Regions from separate parts of the Homo sapiens genome. Here region 1 is linked to region 2. A link is an interaction called in ENCODE POLR2A ChIA-PET data of the cell type or tissue named here. Cell type or tissue: CD4-positive, alpha-beta T cell. All regions are shown on one strand. Each heading gives the region's core, and the rest is flanking DNA. Links, peaks and the distances in the headings are about the cores only.

Region 1 (5,383 bases), core at 164-5,163, 160 kb after region 2:
GATCACTTGAGGTCAGGAGTTCCAGACCAGCCTGGCCAACATGGTGAAATGCTGCTTCTACTAAAAAATATAAAAATTAGCTGGGTGTGCTGGCAAGCACCTGTAGTCCCAGCTACTCGAGAGGCTGAGGCATGAGAATCGCTTGAGCCTGGGAGGGGGAGGTTGCAGTGAGCCAAGATCATGCCACTGCACTCCAGCGTGGGCAATAGAGCCAGACTCTGTCTCAAAAAAAAAAAAAAAAAAAAAAAAGAAACGACCAGGTGCAGCAGCTCACGCCTGTAATCCCAGCACTTTGGGAGGCAGAGGTGGGCAGATCACAAGGTCAGGAGAATCGAGACCATCCTGGCTAACATGGTGAAACCCCATCTCTACTAAAAAATAAATAAATAAAAATATAAAAAAAAATTAGCCAGGCGTGGTGGTGGGCACCTGTAGTCCCAGCTACTTGGGAGGCTGAGGCAGGAGAATGGTGTGAACCCAAGAGGCGGAGTTTACAGTGAGCCAGGATCACGCCACTGCGCTCCAGCCTGGGCGACAGAGTGAGACTCCGTCTCAAAAAATAAAAATAAAAATACACCCCCCCCCCACACACACACACAGCTAGTTAATTAAATTCAGTGAATCTCCCAAAGCATAATAAAGGTTACCTGTTCTAGATGGGAAAATACTAAAAGAATCTGGAATGCTTAAACTCTCTTGGGTTTGGGACACAGACATTATTATAAATACATAATTTCTAATTGAAGTGTCTTATCCATGTTCAGTACAATTAAATTTAGAATGTTTAACCTCATTCTTGAGATTAAACAAAGTAATTTTTAAAATCAAAATGTAATTTAAACAAAGAAAATGATTCCTCTATGTTTCCACAGAGTTTTTTCTTGCACATACTGGTTTTTGTAGAGCAATTGCTCCTACATGTAATTTCAAATTAAGCTATTATGCATAGTAAAAATAATACAAATGAAATATTTGAAATAAAGCTTAATTGTACTTTTTTGCCATCCTTAAATATCTAATGCAATAGTTTAGAGTAATTTTCACATTTCTTTTAAACTTGACAAATAAAAGTTTAAATTAGTATACATTTCTTACCTATAAAAAAGAGGGAGTAGACTTTTTAAAAAAACTGTTGGACCCTTTCTTACTCAGGGGAGTCAAGATAAGTGAATCCATCTTTGAAAAATGTTTTTCTGGCTGGGTGTGGTGGCTCACACCTGTAATCCCAGCACTTTGGGAGGCCAAGGCAGGTGGATCACTTGAGGTCAGGAGTTCAAGACCAACCTGGCCAACATGGTAAAACCCTGTCTCTACTAAAAATACAAAAATTAGCTGGGTGTGGTGGCACATAACCTGTAGTCCCAGCTACTCAGTAGGCTGAGGCAGGAGAACCTCTTGAACCTGGGAGGCAGAGGTTGCAGTGGGCAGAGATCGTGCCACTGGACTCCTGCCTGGGTGACAGAGCAAGACTCCGTCTCAAAAAAAAAAAAAATTTTTTTTCTGCCATAGCAAATAAACTTACATTTTATTATTTTTTCATATCCCAAAAACTGTGTTGGCTTTTGGAAATAGTATGTTATGAAATAATGTGCTTTTAAGGAATAGTAATAGACACAAGGATGGTTTATATATGCCTATGATAACTTAATGATAAACTTCAGAAGTCTTCCACTTTCTCTTTGAGCTTGGATAATCCAGAGAGTTCATTGTTATAGGATGGTGAAGATGCAAAACTAAATCCTTTTGGCTTCTCAAGCAATATAGCTAATAAGGAGTGGGCGATTTCTAACAATGCTGGTCTGCTAGAGTCCCTTATACTTAACCCTTGGGGGAAGAATATGCTTTAGGAACACTAAGAATTTCTAGTATGTTTACTGGTGATCTTCAGAGTTTTCAAGAAACTTTCATTAATTTTTAGAAAGTTTTCTTTTCTGTTTAAGTATTACTGAGAAAATTACCTGACACTAATATGTTTCTATATCATCTAGAATGCATCTGCTTTTTGAAAATTTGATTTGTGTACTAGAGTAGAGCAAGGATCTGCAGACTGTGGTTTATAGGCCAAATCTGGCTCACTGCCAGTTTTTGTAAACCAAGTTTTATTGGAACACAACCACACCTGTTTATTTATTTATAGTGTATGGCTGGTTTTGTATGACATTTGTAGAGTTGAGAAATTTCAACATAGACCATGCGACCTGCAAAGCCTAATATAGTTACTTTCTGGCAATTTACACTAGAAGTTTGCTGACCCCTGTGCAAGAGTATAACCTAAGATAGTTTTTTAAGCGCTGAAAGAAATGCAGTCTGTTTGGCCAGCTGTCATTTATCACTGACAAGATTTTGTTTTTAGTTTGACATTTAAAAATTTGAAATTTTCCACTACAAAGATAAAATTGGATGTGATGAGTAAAGGAGGGAAGCACAAAACCTTCAAATATCCATATTTTCTTTCTCAGATCTTCATTATGGACAACATAGATATTTAAACATTTTATCTGTAGGCATTTGAAAACTTGAATATGATAGCTGTCAACTCTTTTAAAAGAGGTATCCAAAAGAAAATATGTGAGAGTTGAGTGTGTTGTTGCTAATAAATTTGCACTGAGTCTTTTAGGAAAACATTTTCTCCTGACCCTTAAAAGTCTTTAAAAGCATGTGCCAAGAATTCATCATAGCAGCAGACAACACCCAAAATATTGAGCTAGGGTTTATAAAGCCGCCTCCCTCCTCGTCATTTTTTCCTTTAAAGCTTAGTTTCTTTACTTTTAATTAACAGTTCACATTTCTCTGGTTTCTCATCTTGAAATAAATGACGTTCACAATCCCTTGAACCGCTTCACCCAGACTTCAGCCCCCAGGTACACATGAGATCCAGGATCCATTTTTCTTTTGCATTGCCCTGCCCAGCAATTTCATTCTTTTGTCTGAAGATGAACTATTTTGCAAGATTTCTGACCTTGTCATATAAGGAAGTTCCTTCCACCCAGCTTTAACAACACAGTATCAACACCTCACACCGTAGTTCCTTAATAGTCCCACATACAGCATTTTAGTCATTCATGCAAACTGTAAACAGCAATGTGGAGAGGGAGGAGTTTGAAGATATGAGTCTTCCTGAGTTGAGACTTGCCCACTGGCTACCTCAAGTATCTTTGTTCCATTGAATGTTTGCGGTCACAGAGAGAACTTAGAGTTATATGACACTCAAAGGAAAAGCAAAAGAGCATTAAGAAGTGTCTGTTTTTGTTATTGCCATTTCATAAATATTTTAGTAGGTGTTCAATTTCATTGGATATTCTTTTTTTTTAATTGTCTTTGTACCTATGATTGAAAACAGTAGTTGGTCTATGACTTTTGAGGAGGTAAGTTTTTTTTTTAATCTATGTATGTCTGTAACATCAGTGTCTGTCTCTTTGAAAAATGCAGTATCCTCCTCCCAAAAGTTACTAACCAAACTTTCCCAGCTGTACATCTCCTATCCATAAGGGGTGAAACTATGAGGACAGTTGTTATCTGCTTTTTGTTCAAACGGTGTCAGTTGTGTGAGATGGGGAGTATATGTTTCAGACAGTGTGATGTGAGTTTTAAGAGTTATGTAAGCAGTGTCTCCTGTAATCTTTTCTGAAAGGCAAGAGGGAGCCAGTTTGCCTGTTTTGTTTACAGGCTTTGAGCATTTAGCACATCTGCTTGTGCAAACTTACAGCATGTGAATTTCTCTGGGCTGACTGAGGTTATTGGGGCTGACTTTAAGTCTGTCTTCCATGGGCAACCCTTGTCAACATTTCAAAATGAACCAAGCAGGGTTACTGCCTTTTCCAAGACCATCAAAACCAAACTCTCTTCTCCATTCTAGTATACAGGCAAACTTTTTCTAGAATTGGTCAGTATTGAAAACAGTTTTGGCTCCTTGAGAAGAACTGTAAAAGACAGCCACGTTAATATAAGCTCTGTTTAGCCCTCAGTAGGTAAGTGTGGGCAAGTTCTTTGTAGAAAATCTCCATCTCAGTAGCAGGGTCTCACTGTAGTGCTCAGTAGCACTCACCCTGGGTTCATACTTTGGAGGATGATACTGCATTTTTGGCCCCGTAGCTTGCTTTCCCACTTGTCTGTGAGTGCAGAGCAGGAGTCTGACACTTCCCACTGTGCTGCTTGCTTTGCAGACACTAAATTGAAGCTTCTTGCTAAAGCAAAAGCCAGTAGGCGTGCCCTCTAGGCTATTTTGCTTTGCAGGGACTCTGAGACACTCAGTTTCTCCCAAATCTTTTCCCACCCTTGCCCTTGCCCCTTTAGCTGTGTGTCTGTAAGGAAGGGTTTCAGTTGCAACAGTCATTGTAATGAGAAGTTACTAGTCAGAATTTCAGCTGAACTCACACCTCTTTCTTATATAACAGATAATCCATCAGACATTTATCTCTAATCAACAGTGAAGTAGCTACCTGGTATGATTTCTAAATACTTGAACAAAGTACTTTTCCATGAACATCCTATGACTTTACTTGGAGGTTACTTTAACTCAATTCTAAGCATGTAATTGTAACCTGAAAAACTGGTAGTGGCAACATTTTCACTTGTGCCAAATGAATGTAATGTACATAATAGTCGAGGGAGCTTTTTGTACTTTGGGGTTATACAAGTACAATTTCAATAGCAATAGGATACTTAACTCAGGAATACCTATTGAAGTAGTCTTATCTTAGTTTCTTGAAGATATTTATCAAGAAATGAGAAAAATCTCTTCCCTGGCTAAGCAGCCTGCATTGTGAAATATGTCATGTTGAAATTGTGCTGGTATTGTTACTCTTTCCTGGCTGGGAGGAAATTTATTGAAAAAGCTTCTCAAATCTTTTTTTTTAATCTAAGTTTCCTATATGTTTTTTTTCCATGAAAAGGAGTAATAGATATATCAGAAATAAAGGCTAACTCTCCAGCCCCTGCTAGAAATTGTGTTGCTTAGGCAAAGATTCAAAGATTTCATTGTAGAAGCTCTGGCTTTTTAGAAATTTGTTTTTTAGTCTCCACATTTATTATGCTTCTGTGGGAGGGTGTAACTTCTGTAGATTGAGGGGAACAGACAGAATCTGATGAGTACAAGTTGCCTCTACAAGAGCATTCACAGTCTTCTCAGGAACATCTAGGGAAAGAGTTCCTCACAAGGCACCACTTCTGAGGGGTTACATTATATCTTGGTCAAAAAGGAGGATCCAATATGGTTTTGTGTAGAATATGACCTTCTAACAGAAGTGGACTTAAATTTTTTTTTCTCATTTTGGCATCTTATCCCTTCCAATGGAATTAAAATTCTGAATTCCTTTTTTTCTTAATAAAACTATTTTTTAAATCCTATTACAAATATATATTCATTGTAGAAAACTTGAAAACA
Region 2 (5,383 bases), core at 67-5,066:
TATGGCCTCCCTCTTCCAGCTGAACCTATCCTCATCCTAGGCAGTACATCAAACATTTACTCCAGAACTTTAGGACCTGAAATTTATTTGTATATACGTAATATTCTATGCTTATGATCATTTTACATTAAGATCTTTACTTTGCATAGTTTTTTGTTTTTGTTTTTAGAGATGGGGTTCCACTATGTTGCCCAGGTTAGAGTGTAGTGGCTGTTCACAGGCAGGAACGTAGCACATTAGAGCCTGGAACTCCTGAGCTCAAAGGATCCTCCCACCTCAGCCTCTGGAGTAGCTGGGAATACAGGCACACACTACTGTTCCTAGCTCTACTTTATTTAGTTTGTTAAGAAATCATTTTAGCACTTTGGGAGGCCGAGGCAGGCGGATCACAAGGTCAGGAGATCGAGACCATCCTGGCTAACACGGTGAAACCCCATCTCTACTAAAAATACAAAAAAAAAAAAAAAAAATAGCTGGGTGTGGTGGCGGGCGCTTGTAGTCCCAGCTACTCGGGAGGCTGAGACAGGAGAATGATGTGAACCCGGGAGGCAGAGCTTGCAGCTGAGATGCTGCCACTGCACTCCAGCCTGGGTGACAGAGCGACAATCCGTTTCAAACAAAAAAAAAAAGAAATCATTTTTGGAAGAGATAAAAGGCTTGACAGCAATATATAAATATTTCATTTAAAATAACTTGTTAAATAATACTTAAATGTTAAATTTCTTAAAATTCTTGTTTTTCTGAGATTTTGGAAAAACAAAACCAAATAATATATTGTTAAGGGAGGCAGAATCTCCCTTCCTATTTCTTTAAGCTCATTTTCATAATTAATCTATTTATTTAGGCCTACAGACATACATCAATAAATATGTTTCTATTTGGTTATTTGTAGATATGTAACTCTTATTTGTCAGAGTAGAAAACTAAGACTCACAAAATACATGCTCTGGCTCTCTTAGCCTTGTTTCTCTTTGTACCATGCTATAATTTGTATGGAGAAACCAGCCTGGTACTTAAGAGAGCAACTACAGAACCACAGAATCAAGATGCTGAATATGGATTAGTTAATTGTTAGGATAAAGTTAAGAGACTGTCCCTATGGTGATTTGGTCATTTTGCCTTCATTTGGCTACAACTGATTATTTATTCACAACAAGTAAACTAATATAACACATTAGCACTAAGATTGTAAAATTTTGAACTATGGATAATTTTTATATTACTGGGGAAGGATTAATTTGACCAGAGATTTATCAGAACAATGTTTTCAACTATTAGCTGAGTGTTTATCAAGGTCTGTGGCATACAAAAGTTATTTTTGCTTTGAGAATTTCAATTCTAATAGTTCTTTAAATGTATACTCTTAATACGTGTTAGGTTTTTATTATTTATCATATTGCTTGTTTACAAAAATCTTCCTTTTAATCATGGCCAGCCTTCCCAGAATCCTGAAATGCTTCTTGTATTTGCATTGCAAAGAGTCATTATTATTGCATAAACACTTCAACTTGAGGGTGTGTCATTTCTTGGTTGCTTGGTCTTTGGCTCTTCTGTCCATACTCTATCATTTTACCCTAATACCTCTCTTCTGTAGCGGTTTCAGTCATCTAATAAGGATTGGAACATCCCACTTTAAATCCAAGTATAAGATCTATTCTCGTTGTTAGAAAGCAAGAGTGAATAAAGGTCAGCTGTTCAGATGACTGGCTGTCTGATTTTTTTCTGTGAGCGTCACATGTTAGGAAAAGCTAGTTCATCTCTCTGTGGCTTAGGATTCAACAGCATAAGCTGTCAGACTAACACTGATTGAAGGTAGACTGGGAGGGGGAAGCGCATCTGTCCAATGGCTCGCCATTGGCTTCTTATTACAGCATTCTCCCCTGAGACACACTCTGCATGCTCATTCACCTACCTCCTCCTCTTCCCTCCCCTTCCTTCCCTACCCCTTCATTACTGATTCACAGCGAGAGGCAGCAGCAGCAGCAGTAGCAGCAGCAGCAGCAACAACAGCGCTGCTTGTCACGAATCGAGGATTGCAATGAGCTCATCGTTTTCTCCTTGCAGCTTCACAACTGCCCTGGCTTCCTGGCTACTGCTGCTGCTGTCTTCTCACACATAGACACGCACACACACCCTTTCTCGCACACACACACACACACACACACACACACACACACACACACACACACACTCTCACACATTCTCACATGCTAGACCCTTCTAAGCAGCTTGTCCGTTTTTACACATGTATCTGAACTCTCCTGCATCACTCTTGGCCATTTTCTCGCATTCGATTGCTTTTGCCGTTTTTTATTTAGATCAGTACTTGATTTCATTTTCATTTTCCAGTCTACTTTGGGGTTCTCGCAGTGGATAATTTAGCCAAAATGTTTTTCTTGTGGAGACATTAGCTGACAATTCCCACCACAGACTGGCTTGTACGTCCTCCCAGGGAGACCTAAACCTGGCTCCCCTCCCACCGCAGTTCTTAATATTGTGGATAAGAGATCCATCTTTCTCATTCTGGATACCTACTTAGTGCTCATGGAAGAAGGGGTGCCCTGCCCAGCCCCAGCTGCTAAGCTCACACCTCCTGTCAAAAAGTCCCAGGACATGCACGACGAGAGGAGCAAGCTGGTGAATGAGTATGCGTGTCGAGTGCTGGAACTTCTGGGGATGGGGCATCGTCTGTTTGTGCCTCGGCTTCTGGCGGTGAGATTGTTTTTCATTGAACTTCATTTGTAGGGAATCTGCTATCCTCTGTGAAAATTCCTTGTATCTCTGAAAGAGGCTTGTTGTCTCTGGTTTTCTTCTCCTTCTCCCCATTCTGCCGAGAAGGAAATGCTGAGTGGCCACTGTTGTGCAGCTCATTTGGAGCCTGGTCCACACCACCCCTTAATTGGTTAGAGGAGATCATGGCTCTTTTCTCAGAGCCCAGGGTCACATTAGTGGCATTATCTCTGTGGCAGCAAAAAAATGGTTTTCTGCCTGGCTAGGCTCAGCAATAAAGCAGAATACCCAAGTGCTTGATGTAGGCATTCTGTTATGTATATCTCCAAAGGGTTAAATTTTACAACAGACATAGCAACTTATCTAGACTGTGTGTGGTTTGCTTTCTAACCTCCCCATTAGATTGCCAATTTGATTGTTGTTTTGTTTTGTTTTTTGATAGAGAATTTTACCACCTAAAAATACTTTGGTAGGAAATTTTAGGTTTCTCTCCTAGAATGATTGAACTGTTTATCTGTGAAACAGCTTAAAGCTGCTGGCTTCTGTGCTGTGAATCTGGGAAGTCTGACTTGCTTGTTATTTGATTTCCTGAATAAGAGAAAAATCACCCTTCCTCATTTCCTACCAAGGGTTAAAATTAAATACCCACAATCGCTGTTGCAGGCTTGAGAACTATACCTAGCAACTATTCTATAAGGTAATTGGTTTACAGTAGTCCTATACCATTATGTGGTAATGGAATAAGAATAATTTAGCCTTGTCTGTTTTATAGAATGGAGTTTAATACCATTTTAGACTATTTCCTCACTATGGTTCTCTCATATTAGAGTCTTTTCAGTACAGTATTTACATGACTGAATTTAACTCTTTTCTCTCCTATATCTCCCTTCACTATAATTCATCTCTATTTATACTTATCTTTACAATTACTAGTTCAGTCTTTATGTATGTATTTACATGCAAATATAATCTCTTCTGTACAATCATAACAGACATGTTAGATAGCCATGTAAATAAGAAATTTCCCATCCTAAGGAAAGTCTATTTGTCATTCCAAAACAAAGTTTGATGCAGTGACTAGCATACAATTATAGGGGGGATATTTTTGAGAAATGTAGTTCCTTTGTCATTTAAAGAAGAAATAAAAAGAGCTGAAGACATGTGTTTTAATGTCCAGGTGAAGTCATTACTTCCCTGAACCTCATCTTTTTCTTAAAGGAGAAAACTAAGGATTCATGATTCTATTTAGAAAGGAGTTTTGTTTTGTTTTGTTTTGTTTTGTAAGTGAAATGAGAAGCATTTTATTTCAGGAGTTTTGATATTGTGAAGTGCTAAACTATATTTCAACAAATTCTCTACATCTCTGAGGAATCAGGCTTGGTCTAATATATTTCTGCATCCTAAAGACTACTCAACTTTGTGACTCAAAGGCTTCCAATGGTAACTTTCCAGTAATTTGGTGCCACCTCTCTTTGGCATTTACATTTTCAGTGTTTTGAAGGAAAACATAAATTGGTAATTAAGAATATTTTGCATACTCAACTCTGCATTAGGGATGAATTTAAACTGCCTCTAGTCTGAAAAAATTAATTAGCAATAAAATCCACAGGGAGTTGGGTTCTCAAGCTTGAGCTCTTTGGAGGTCATGTATATCTGTGTATTGCAATTGTACCAACTCTGGTTGGTTGCCAAATTAGGCATCTGAAGTAGTGCATCTCTCAGGTGGTCTTGAGACCTTACTTAGGCTCTATCAGTTAGAGCCTAAGTAATAATGCCACCTGCATTATGTGTGAAAAGCATATGCTAGGCCAGATGCAGTGGCTCAAGCCTGTATACCCAGCACTTTGGGAGGCTGAGGCGGGCAGATCACCTGAGGTTGGGAGTTTGAGACCAGCCTGACCAACAATGGAGAAACCCCATCTCTACTAAAAATACAAAATTAGCCGGGCGTGGTGGCACGTGCCTTTAATCCCAGTTATTTGGGAGGCTGAGACAGGAGAATTGCTTGAATCCGGGAGGCAGAGATTGCGGTGAGCTGAGATCGTGCCATTGCACTCCAGCCTGGGCAATAAGAGCTAAACTCCATCTCAAAAAGAAAAAGAAAAGCATACGCTGATTTATCTTGGGGGCCACTTGAAAATCTCTGGCTTTGTTTTACACAGTTGCACTTGAAAAATTATTGGTAATACGAGGGTACTCTACATTTTGGGAAATTACAAGTTCTTTAATTAGCAATATGGCTGTTAGTTGGGCTCTGCTATTCAGTAAGTTACTGCTCAAAGTTTAGCATGTGTACCAGGGGGAAATTGTTCAGCCTTGTGTTATTGAACTGGCTAATGATGTGGGATCAATGGCTAATCTGCACAGGACACTCCTAAGAGGAATCCTGCCACATGCAGTATTGCAATCTTTTCATTTCTAGTCAAGAGGAAGTACTAAAGTGTAAAACATCTCTTTACCTTTTTAGTCATGTTTCAAACATGAATGCTTGTGGGTTAAGCACATACAAGTACTTTATTTTACTTTTAAGATCCCATTATTTTTTTTTCATCATAAAACCAGTCATTTTTCAAAAAAATCAAATAAATGAAGATTTACCAAGATAGTGTTGTGGATTTGGTCTCTGAGCCTTATTACTTATTGTTCCCTGATT

What was found. ChIA-PET counts read pairs that join two places held together with the same protein. Peaks named below come from ENCODE experiments on the same cell type or tissue, not always from the same donor. Only the 100,000 strongest peaks of a DNase experiment are listed, where the experiment ranks them.
Region 1: POLR2A ChIA-PET joins it to region 2 with 20 read pairs; 14 of 35 experiments call an interaction of 5 or more read pairs at or near these places.

Annotation. Positions count from the first base shown.
Region 1 is chr1:174,961,621-174,967,003 of GRCh38, forward strand. All of the region lies in intron 20 of RABGAP1L (RAB GTPase activating protein 1 like), which reads left to right. Among named protein-coding and RNA genes, the nearest start is that of RABGAP1L-AS1, 10 kb to the left of the region's middle. In CD4-positive, alpha-beta T cell, for the core only: no CTCF peak of the experiment used is centred there; DNase peaks (open chromatin) are centred at 2,071, 3,091, 3,651 and 4,151; H3K4me3 peaks cover 2,477 bases; H3K27ac peaks cover 2,833 bases.
Region 2 is chr1:174,797,789-174,803,171 of GRCh38, forward strand. All of the region lies in intron 18 of RABGAP1L (RAB GTPase activating protein 1 like), which reads left to right. Among named protein-coding and RNA genes, the nearest start is that of RABGAP1L-AS1, 150 kb to the right of the region's middle. In CD4-positive, alpha-beta T cell, for the core only: no CTCF peak of the experiment used is centred there; DNase peaks (open chromatin) are centred at 1,983 and 2,573; H3K4me3 peaks cover 1,933 bases; H3K27ac peaks cover 1,406 bases.